Regions from separate parts of the Homo sapiens genome. Here region 1 is linked to region 2. Evidence: chromatin loops called from intact Hi-C (ENCODE). Cell type or tissue: spleen. All regions are shown on one strand. Each heading gives the region's core, and the rest is flanking DNA. Links, peaks and the distances in the headings are about the cores only.

Region 1 (5,367 bases), core at 80-5,079, 70 kb after region 2:
AATTAGGTGGTCAATTTTAGAATAAGTGCGATGTGGTGCTGAGAAGAATGTATATTCTGTTGATTTGGGGTGGAGAGTTCTGTAGATGTCTGTTAGGTCCGCATGGTCCAGAGCTGAGTTCAAGTCCTGAATATCTTTGTTAATTTTCTGTCTCGTTGATCTAATATTGAAAGTGGGATGTTAAAATTTCTCACTATTATTGTGTGGGAGTCTGAGTCTGTTTGTAGGTCTCTAAGAACTTGCTTTATGAATCTGGGTGCTCCTGTATTGGGTGCTTGTATATTTAAGATAGTTAGTTCTTGTTGTTGCATTGATCCCTTTACCATTATGTAATGCCCTGCTTTGTCTTTTTAAATTTTTGTTGGCTTAAAGTCTGTTTTATTAGAGACTAGGATTGCAACTCCTGCTTTTTTTTTTTTTTGCTTTTCTTTTGCTTGGTAAATATTCTTCTATCCCTTTATTTTGAGCCAGTGCATATCTTCGCATGTGAGACAGGTCTCCTGAATACAGCACAGTGACAGGTCTTGACTCTTTATCCAGTTTGCCAGTCTGTGTCTTTTAATTGGGGCATTTTGCCCATTTACATTTAAGGTTAATATTGCTATGTGTGAATTTGATCCTGTCATTATGATGCTGGCTGGTTATTTTGCCTGTTAACTGATGCAGTTTCTTCATAGTGTCGATGGTCTTTACAATTTGGTATGTTTTTGCAGTGGGTGGAACTGGTTTTTGCTCTCCATATTTAGTGCTTGCTTCAGGTGCTATTGTAAGGCAGGCCTGGTGGTGAGAAAATCTCTCAGCATTTGCTTGTCTGTAAAGGAGTTTATTTCTCCTTCACTTACGAAGCTTAGTTTGGCTGGATATGAAATTCTGGGCTGAAAATTCTTTTTTTTTTGAGACGGAGTCTTGCTCTGTCACCCAGGCTGGAGTGCAGTGGCGTGATCTCGGCTCACTGCAAGCTCCGCCTCCAGGGTTCACACCATTCTCCTGCCTCAGCCTCCCCAGCAGCTGGGACTACAGGTGCACGCCAGCATGCCCAGCTAATTTTTTTGTATTTTTAGTAGAGATGGGGTTTCACCATGTTAGCCAGGATGGTCTCGATCTCTTGTCCTCATGATCTGCCCGCCTCAGCCTCCCAAAGTGCTGGGATTACAGGCGTGAGCCACTGCACCCGGCCGAAAATTCTTTTCTTTAAGAATGTTGAATATTGGCCCCCACTCTCTTCTGGCTTGTAGGGTTTCTGCAGAGAGATCTGCTGTTAGTCTGATGGGCTTCCCTTTGTGGGTAACCCAACCTTTCTCTCTGGCTGCCCTTAACATTTTTTCCTTCATTTCAACCTTGGTGAATCTGATGATTATGTGTCTTGGGGTTGCTCTTCTTGAGGAGTATCTCTGTGGTGTTTCTGTATTTCGTGAATTTGAATGTTGGCCTGTCTTGCTAGGTTGGGGAAGTTCTCCTGGATAATATCCTGAAGAGTGTTTTCCACCTTGGTTTCATTCTGCCTGTCACTTTCAGGCACACCAATCAAATGTAGCTTTGGTCTTTTCACATAGTCCCATATTTCTTGGAGGCTTTGTTCATTCCTTTTCATTCTTTTTTCTTTTAATCTTTACACTTTATTTCATTAAGTTGATCTTCAATCTCTGATATATCCTTTCTTCTGCTTGATTGATTTGGCTATTGATGCTTGTGTATGCCTCACGAAGTTCTCATGCTGTGTTTTTCAGCTCCATCAGATCATTTATGTTCTTCTCTACACTGGTTATTCTAGTTGGCAATTCCTCTAATCTTTTTTCAAGGTTCTTAGCCTCCTTGCATTGGGTTAGAACATGCTCCTTTAGCTCAGAGGAGTTTGTTATTACCCACCTTCTGAAGTCTACTTCTGTCAGTTCATCAAACTCATTCTCTGTCCAGTTTTGTTCCCTTGCTGGTGAGGAGTTGTGATCCTTTGGAGGAGAAGAGGCATTCTGGTTTTTGGAAATTTCAGCCTTTTTGCACTGGTTTTTCCTCGTCTTTGTGGATTTATCTACGTTTGGTCCTTGATGTTGGTGACCTTCAGATGGCGTTTTCATGTGGATGTCCTTTTTGTTGATGTTGATGCTATCCCTTTCTGTTTGTTAGTTTTCCTTCTAACAGACAGGCTCCTCTGCTGCAGGTCTGTTGGAGTTTGCTGGAGGTCGACTCCAGGCCCTGTTTGCCTGGGTATCACCAGCAGAGGCTGCAGAACAGCAAAGATCGCTGCCTGTTCCTTCCTCTGGAAGTTTCGTCCCAGAGGGGCACCTGCCAGATGCCAGCTGGAGCTCTCCTATATGAGGTGTCTGTTGACCCCTGCCGGGAGGTGTCTCCCAGTCAGGAGGCACAGGGGTCAGGGACCCACTTGAGTTGGCTGTCTGTCCCTCAGCAGAGCTTGAGTGCTGTGCTGGGAGATCCACCGCTCTCTTCAGAGCCAGCAGGTAGTAACTTCAGTCTGCTGAAGTTGTGCCCACAGCCAACCCTTCCCCCAGGTGCTCTGTCCCAGGGAGATGGGACTTTTATCTATAAGCCCCTGACTGGGGCTGCTGCCTTTCTTTCAGAGATGCCCCGCCCAGGGAGGAGGAATCTAGAGAGGCAGTCTGGCTACAGTGGCTTTGCATAGCTGCGGTGGGCTCTGCCCAGTGTGAACTTCCTGGCAGCTTTGTTTACACTGTGAGGGGAAAATGGCCTACTCAAGCCTCAGTAATGGTGGATGCCCCTCCCCCCACCAAGCTCCAGCATCCCAGGTCGACTTCAGACTGCTGTGCTGGCAGCAAGAATTTCAAGCCAGTGGATCTTAGCTTGCTGGGCTCCATGGGGGTGGGATCTGCTGAGCAAGACCACTTGGCTCCCTGGCTTCAGCCCCCTTTCCAGGGGTGTGAAGGGTTCTGTCTTGCTGGCATTCCAGGCGCCACTGGGGTATCAGAAAAAACTCCTGCAGCTAGCTCAGTGTCTGCCGAAACGGCTGCCCAGTTTTGTGCTTGAAACCCAGGGTCCTGGTGTCATGGGCAGCCAAGGGAATTTCCTGGTCTGTGGATTGCGAAGACCGTGGGAAAAGCGTAGTATTTGAGCTGGAATGCACTGTTTCTCAAGCCACAGTCCCTCATGGCTTCCCTTGGCTAGATGAGGGAGTTCCCCGACTCCTTGCACTTCCTGGGTGAGGCAACACCCCACCCTGCTTTGGCTCGCCCTCCGTGGGCTGCACCCACTGTCTAACCAGTCCCAGGGAGATGAGCCAGGTACCTCAGTTGGAAATGCAGAAATCATCCACCTTCTGCGTTGATCTCACTGGGAGCTGCAGATCGGAGCTGTTCCTATTCGGCCATGTTGCCTGTCACCCTGACATTTGTCTCTTTACGAACACAGTATTTCTGTCTGTTGAAGCTTCACCGGGGAGAGACCTCCTTTACTCAGTTTGATTCATTAACACTCAGCATTGCTGAGCAGTCATTGTGCCGGGCACATGCCCAGTGCTATTGTGCGTACATCTCATCTCATTCTCAAAGTAACCCTGAGAGATAGGTCATTTTCCCCCGGCTGGAGCAGAGGAATAGGGAGCTCAGACAGGGCGGCTCGCGAGAACGAGGTTGTGCGTGGCCGAGCCCTGATTTGGACAGAAGCGCACTGCCTTCCTCACTGAGTCTTTGGTCACAGCAGTCAGCCCCGGCCTCTGTGCAGGGGGACGCTCTGAACGTCCTTACTGTGCTTGTGTGTAGGGCTTGGGGTTTCTGACAGAAATTCTCTTTCTCCATAAACCTTGAGGGTTTCCTGTGCAGGTGTGGTCACAGGCCGGAGGGTGAAAATGCTGACTGCCCTGGCATGTGCCCAGGTCCCATCAGGAATGGCTGGTGCAGCCTGTACTTCTCTTGGTAGCCCGCTGACAAAGGCGGTCTTGTTTTTGTCAAAGATGGGGCAGTCTTAAAATGAATACAAATAAGCGGCTCAAGTTTGAGACCCTCACGGAGCAGGTGGTTTCAAATGTCAGGCTTTGAAAAGGAAATGTTGAGAACTAATGAGAGAAGCAGGTCTCCAAAGCCTATTCCTTGAGGGCTTTTGGGCATCAGCTGCTTTTCCCCCAAGCTCCCTGCTGCCAGCTCTCTTGTCCACTAGGCTCTGAGCAGCCTTGGTGCTGGCACCAAGAAGAACCAGGGGCACAGGGACCCCTGCCAGGAGGCTCCCGCCAGCATCCTCAGGGCCGTAAGCTCCAACTCAGGTTTTTACTGAAACCTCAGTGTGCTTCTCAGTCCTCCGGGGTCAGCCTTGCTGGAGCCACCTTGTTGTGTGGGACTGACTGTTGCTCTCCTGGGCCGTCGTCATCCTGGGAGCTAGGCACTCCTCCTAAGAGGACCTCTTCACCGGTTTTTGTCTCGTTCTAGACCAGCCACTGCATTACGTAGTTGTGACTGAAATTTGAGTTGCTGAATTGTTTTTCAGTGTCACACCGCTATTTACTATTCAGGCCGCCACACACACCAGGCCCTGCTGCTGGTTGTCTCCCTCCAGTGAAGCTTTGTCTGAGCCATTGCTGTAATTACCTGCCTTAGAGCGAGAACTGGAGGTAGTCAGCTTGAGCTGTGGGTCATGTGGCCTCCTCCTAGTTTCTGTGCACATGTACACAGACATGTGTCTGCCCTTTGGAGTCTCCTGGGATCTGAGTAACCTGGATTGTTTTTAAAAACAAGTCAAACAAGATATGTGGAGTTTCCCCCCGATGTGTGAGGCTCCTTCAGCAGGGCTGTGATGGCAGCTGAGTGGATGGGGACAGGCTCTGGCCGTGCTCTGTGATCACAGAGCTGTCAGCAGGAGAACCCACAGGAGGTCTGATCTGGCCCTTGGCATGGGCTGAGGGGAGAATGTGCCACAGGTAAAATGCAGGCTGGCTGCCAGAGGTCAGCACCTTTTCCCGGTTGAGGCTGTATGCTCACTCAGCTAGGTGGTATGGCGGCCTTTTTATGGACACCTGGCTTCTGGAAGGTAGCTGCCAACGTGGTACTTGGGGAGGCGAGCCAGCTGTTAGGGTGGGAGCAGAGGCCCTGGGAGCTCAGAAGGATGATGATAGCTGCTGGTTCAAAATACGGACCTGCTGATCCTAAGCTATTAATCTTAAACTTCTGAAATAAAGACAGAGATGGAAGGAGTTAGAATAGTGCTGGTCCATATTTTCCCCGAAATGAGAAGTAGACTTGGAATCCTTTTCTATATCCAGGATCCTAGTTCCTGCATTTTTTCCTCTGGTTCTTATTAGCATTTTTCACTTTAAAAAGTAAAAATACGTATTACAGTTGCCAAGTTTAAATTATTGGGATAAAATGCCCTACCACAGAATTAAAACCAAAATAATGCTCATGTGATGTC
Region 2 (5,367 bases), core at 160-5,159:
ACTGCAACCTCCACCTCCCAAGTTCAAGCGATTCTCCTGCCTCAGCCTCCTGAGTAGCTGGGAACAGGTGTGTGCCACCATGCCCGGCTGATTTTTTTTTCTGAGACGGTGTCTTGCTCTGTCGCCCAGGCTGGAGTGCAGTGGCACGATCTTGGCTCACTGCAAGCTCTGCCTCCCGGGTTCACGCCATTCTCCTGCCTCAGCCTCCTGAGTAGCTGGGACTACAGGCGCCTGCCACCATGCCCGGCTAATTTTTTGTATTTTTAGTAGAGATGGGGTTTCACCGTGTTAGCCAGGATGGTCTCAATCTCCTGACCTCATGATCCGCCCGCCTCGGCCTCCCAAAGTGCTGGGATTACAGGCGTGAGCCACCGCGCCTGGCCACGCCCGGCTAATTTTTATATTTGTAGTAGAGATGGGGTTTCACCACGTTGCCCAGGCTGGTCTTGAACTCCTGACCTCAAGTGACCCACCCGCCTCGGCCTCCCAAAGTGCTGGGATTACAGGTGTGAGCCACTGTACCTGACCCCCAGTAGGCAAATCTATACAGGCAGAAGGTAGATTTGGGGTTGACTGGGGCTCCAGCTGGGGAGAATGGAGTGGGAATGAGGAATGACTGCTAATGTGTATGGGGTTTCTTTTTGGGTGTTGAAAATGTTATAACGTTAGATTGTGATGATTAGTTACACAACTCTGAATACACTAAAACTCTGTATACTTCATTTAGAGACAGTCTTGCTCTATTGTTCAGGTTGGGGAACAGTGGTATAATCATAGCTGACTGTAACCTGGAACTCCTGGGCTCAAGTAATCCTCCCCACCTCAGCCTCCGGAATAGCTAGGACTACTGGTGCATACCACCACAGCTGGCTAATTTTTAAAAATGTTGCCACTCAAGATGTGTGGCCCTGGATCAAAATGGTGAAATTCTCTGAACTAATTTTTCTCATCTGCAGAAATAGGAGTAATAATAATAACAGTCATATCTAACTGGAGGTGTGAGGCTGTGGTAAGCAAACTTACAATGCTTACAGTATGTGAGGATTCTGTCAGTGTGCTTTCTTTCCTTCTTTTCCAGAACATAGAGGATGGAGGAGCAGGCCTTAAGAGGGAAAGACACAGAAGATGCAATAGAGAGCCTTGTAGCTCTTTTTTGTCTGTCTCTCCCTCTCTCTCAAAATAAAGCCTATGTAGAGGTATTTTTTTGTCTGATACAGCTGCATGTGTTTGCAGTTTAGTAGGAACTTTGTGGTTAAACCATGCTTTCTAAGATTTTCTTAAAAGGCCAACCTTGTTGCCAGATGATACCATTAATCAAGTTATTCAAGTTATTGTCACATAGGGCTTCAGGCAGGAAGGAAGGTTAGGAATGGTCTTTAGTCTCATAGAATGAACTCCCTTTTGGTCTGAGTGTCTCCTTCAGTAGGAAGGGATGTGATGTTAATTGACCAGTCTTTAGGGGGGAAATAGATGACCCCCACCATCCGGATACTCAGTTTTTATTCTTTTTTTTTTTTGAGATGGAGTTTCGCTCTTGTTGCCCAGGCTGGAGCGCAATGGCTCGATCTCGGCTCACCGCAACCTCCGCCTCCCAGGTTCAAGCAATTCTACTTCAGCCTCCCGAGTAGCTGAGATTACAGGCATGCATCACTACGCCCGGCTAATTTTTGTATTTTTAGTAGAGACGGGGTTTCCCCATGTTGAGGCTGGTCTCGAACTCCTGACCTCAGGTGATCTGCCCGCCTCAGCCTCCCAAAGTGCTGGGATTACAGGCATGAGCCACAGCACCCGGCCTCTTTTCTTTCTTTCTTTCTTTCTTTCTTTCTTTCTTTCTTTCTTTCTTTCTTTCTTTCTTTCCTTTCTTTCCTTTCCTTTCTTTCCTTTCTTTCCTTTCTTTCTTTCTTTCTCTTTCTTTCTTTCCTTCCTTCCTTCCTTCCTTCTTTTCTTTTCTTTTCTTTTCTTTTCTTTTTTTTCTTTTCTTTTCTTTCTTTTTTTTTTTTTTTGAAAGAGAGTCTCGCTCTTTCGCCCAGGCTGGAGTACAGTGGTGCGATCTTGGCTCACTGCAACCTCCGCCTCCCGGGTTCAAGCGATTCTTGTGCCCCAGCGTACTGAGTAGCTGGGATTACAGGTGCACAGCACCACACCCGGCTGATTTTTGTGTGTTTTTGTAGAGATGGGGTTTCGCAGATACTCCATTTCAGTTTTTTTCTGAGCAACGTCTCCAGGGACTGAAGCACACATACTTTGACAACAGAATCACCAGCAATGTCACTGACCTAGGGTGTCTGCAGCATTCAGTGTCTTCTATTTTCTGTACTAGGTGTTTTCTGTACTGTTTGTAAAGCAGGAAATATCTTTTTTTTTTTTTTTTTTTGGAGACAGAGTCTTGCTCTGTCACCCAGGCTGAAGTGCAGCGGTGCGATCTTGGCTCTCACTGCAGCCTTGACCTCGTGGGCCCGAGCAGTCCTCCCACCCAGCTTCCTGAGCAGCTGGGCCTGCAGACCCACCCCACCACACCCAGCTAACTAAAAAAATTTTTTTTTTAGTAGAGCCAAGGCCTTGCTATGTTGCCCAGGCAGGCCTGAAGGTGCTTTTAAACTCAGATAAGCAGGACATTTGTAGCTGTGGAAATAGCTGTAATCTAACCATCAGAGTTGTTTTAAGGATACAAATTACATATAGTGTTTAAAGCATAATGAATGTACAGGTTGCTAGATTGGGTTTTACTCTGTTCTTTCTGTAACTTTTTAGAAGTTGGTCACTTACTTTTTTTTTTTTTTTTTTTGAGACAGGTTCTCACTGTGTTGCCCAGGCTGGAGTGCAGTGGCACGATCTTGGCTCCCTGCAACCTCTGTCTCCCAGGTTCAAGCAATTCTCCCACCTCAGCCTCCCCAGTACCTGGGATTATAGGCGCCCACCACACCCAGCTAATTTTTATAATTTTAGTAGAGATAAGGGTTTCACCATGTTGGCCAGGCTGGTCTCAAACATCTGACCTCAGGTGATCTGCCCACCTCAGCCTCCCAAAGTGCTGGGATTACAGGTGTGAGCCACCGGCGTCTTTTTCTAGTATAAGTGTTTAAGGCTATATAGCTCTCTAGAAGCATCTCTTTAGTGAAGCCAATAGTTTCCAACTGTAATATTTTTGTTAGTAATGTATATTTAAATTTTCATTATGATTTCTTTTTTGGCCCATAAATTATTTTAAAATGTACCTTTAAATTTCTAAATATATGGTTTGAAGAAACTCTTCTGTTATTATGTTGTTTTTTTTTCTTTCAGACTGAGTTTTGCTCTCGTCACCCAGGCTGGAGTGCAATGGTGCAATCACGGCTCACCGCAACCTTCGCCTCCCAGGTTCAAGCGATTCTCCTCCCTCAGTCTCCCAAGTAGCTGGGATTACAGGTGCCCGCCACCACGCCTGGCTGGTTTTTGTATTTTTAATAGAGACAGGGTTTCACCACATTGGCCAGGGTGGTCTTGAACTCCTGACCTCAGGTGATCCACCTGCCTCGGCCTCCAAAAGTGCTGGGATTAAAGGCGTGAGCGACCGCGTCTGGCCGTTATTATGTTTTAATTGCATTGCACCCGGAGAAATGGCTTGTGTGCTGCTGATTCCCTGGAATTTGTTGTGATTTTCTTTATTGCCAGATATGACATGAATGTTTATAAACATTCCTTGTATTCTAAAGAATATGGGCTGGGTGCAGTGGCTCATGCCTGTAATCCCAGCACTTTAGGAGGCTGAGGTGGGCGGATCACCTGAGATCAGGAGTTTGAGACCAGCTTGGCCGACATGGTGAAACCCCATCTGTACTAAAAATACAACAAAATTAGCCCAGTGTGGTGGCACACGCCTGTAATACCAGCTACTCAGGAGGCTGAGGCAGGAGCATTGCTTGAACCTAGGAGGCGTAGGCTGCAGTGAGCCAAGATCATGCCACTGCATTCCAGTCTGGGCGACAGAATGAGACTCCATCTTAAGAAAGCAAGCAAGCAAGCAAGAAAGAAAGAATATGTATTTAATTTGTGTGAGAAAGGGAGGTGCAAGGTTCTGTATATCTCTAATGATCTAACTTTTTGCTTGCATTGCTCATATTTCCTATTTACTGTTACTGACTTGAGCAATGTGGTAGATTATTATGGTAATCTCATTATGGTAGATTTGTCAGTTTCTCTGTGAGTTCTAGCAATTTTTGGTTCATATATGTTGACAGTATTTTATTAGGTGTGAATAACCTTATACTTTTCATCTTCCTGTTGAGCTGTACTTAGGTTTATGGCCTTTTCCATTCCGAATAAATGCTTTTATTTTCTTGGTCTTCATTGTCTGATATTAATATAATTACTCCAGCTTTGTTTTGTTTGGTGTTTGCCTGGTATTTGTATTTTTGTCCATTTATTTTCAGACTGTCTGTGTTCTGTTTCATGGGTATATTAGTTTTTTGTGGCTCCTGTAACAAGTTACCACATACGTGGTGCTTTAAAACAGCAGAAATTATTCTCTCATAGTTCTGGAGGCCAGAAGTTTGAAAACAATATCACTGGACCAAAATCAAGGTGTCACTAGGGCTGTGCATTCTTCCTCTGGAGGTCGTATGGGAGAATCTGTTCCTCGCCTCTTCCAGCTTCTCATGGCTGCCACATTCCTTGGCTGTGGCTGCATCACTCCAATCTTTGTGACCCAGGTCAGATTGGTTTCTTGTCTTCTGTGTGGTTAAATCTCCCCCACCTCGATTTTATAAGGATACTGGTGATTACATTCAGGGCCCACCCAGGTAATCCAGGATAATTTCACAATCCCAAAATACTTAATTATATCTGTAGTCTTTGCCATATAAAGTAATATTTACAGGTTCCAGGCATTATTCAGACCTGTTAACTTGGGGACCGTTACTCAGCTTACTAAAAGAGTGTCTCTTATAAGTTACCTGTAATTTCTGTCTTTTAACTGGCATAATTTAGTACATTTATGTTATGATTCAGATAAATTTGTACTTTCTTTATCATCTTAGGTTTTGTATTCTGTTTGTCTTTTCTCCCCATGCTTGCCTTTTTAAACAACTGGGAGTTGTTTGTTTTTCTTTATATTCTTCCATCTTTTGGTTTGGAAATGACATACTCTTAATATTCTTTTAGTGATTACCCTTGAAATTTTGCTATGCATATTTAACGAAGTCTAAAACTAATATTCTGTCGCCCTCCTAGATACAGCAAAGGCATGAAAGTTCTTTAATTCCAATTATTCAACTCTCAAGTTACATGCTGCTGTTGTTCAGTGTTTTAGTCCAGACTTTTTTTTTTTCTTTTTAAAGAGACACAGTCTTGCTCTGACACTCAGACTGGAGTGCACAAGTTTTTTTCTTT

Evidence for each region. A loop is a pair of places that touch in the nucleus more often than their neighbours do. Peaks named below come from ENCODE experiments on the same cell type or tissue, not always from the same donor. Only the 100,000 strongest peaks of a DNase experiment are listed, where the experiment ranks them.
Region 1: a loop joins it to region 2, with 2.3 times the contacts of the local background. A loop is called at or near these places in 52 of 110 quality-filtered maps.

Annotation. Positions count from the first base shown.
Region 1 is chr4:2,920,251-2,925,617 of GRCh38, forward strand. The region is part of intron 14 of ADD1 (adducin 1); the gene reads left to right. Among named protein-coding and RNA genes, the nearest start is that of SLC75A1, 12 kb to the right of the region's middle. RefSeq lists enhancers at 1,794-2,691, 2,692-3,587, 3,588-4,483. In spleen, for the core only: no CTCF peak of the experiment used is centred there; DNase peaks (open chromatin) are centred at 2,631, 3,711 and 4,861; H3K4me3 peaks cover 724 bases; H3K27ac peaks cover 2,812 bases.
Region 2 is chr4:2,850,342-2,855,708 of GRCh38, forward strand. All of the region lies in intron 1 of ADD1 (adducin 1), which reads left to right. Among named protein-coding and RNA genes, the nearest start is that of ADD1, 9.2 kb to the left of the region's middle. RefSeq lists enhancers at 2,382-2,431, 2,562-2,621. In spleen, for the core only: no CTCF peak of the experiment used is centred there; a DNase peak (open chromatin) is centred at 2,470; H3K4me3 peaks cover 719 bases; H3K27ac peaks cover 4,860 bases.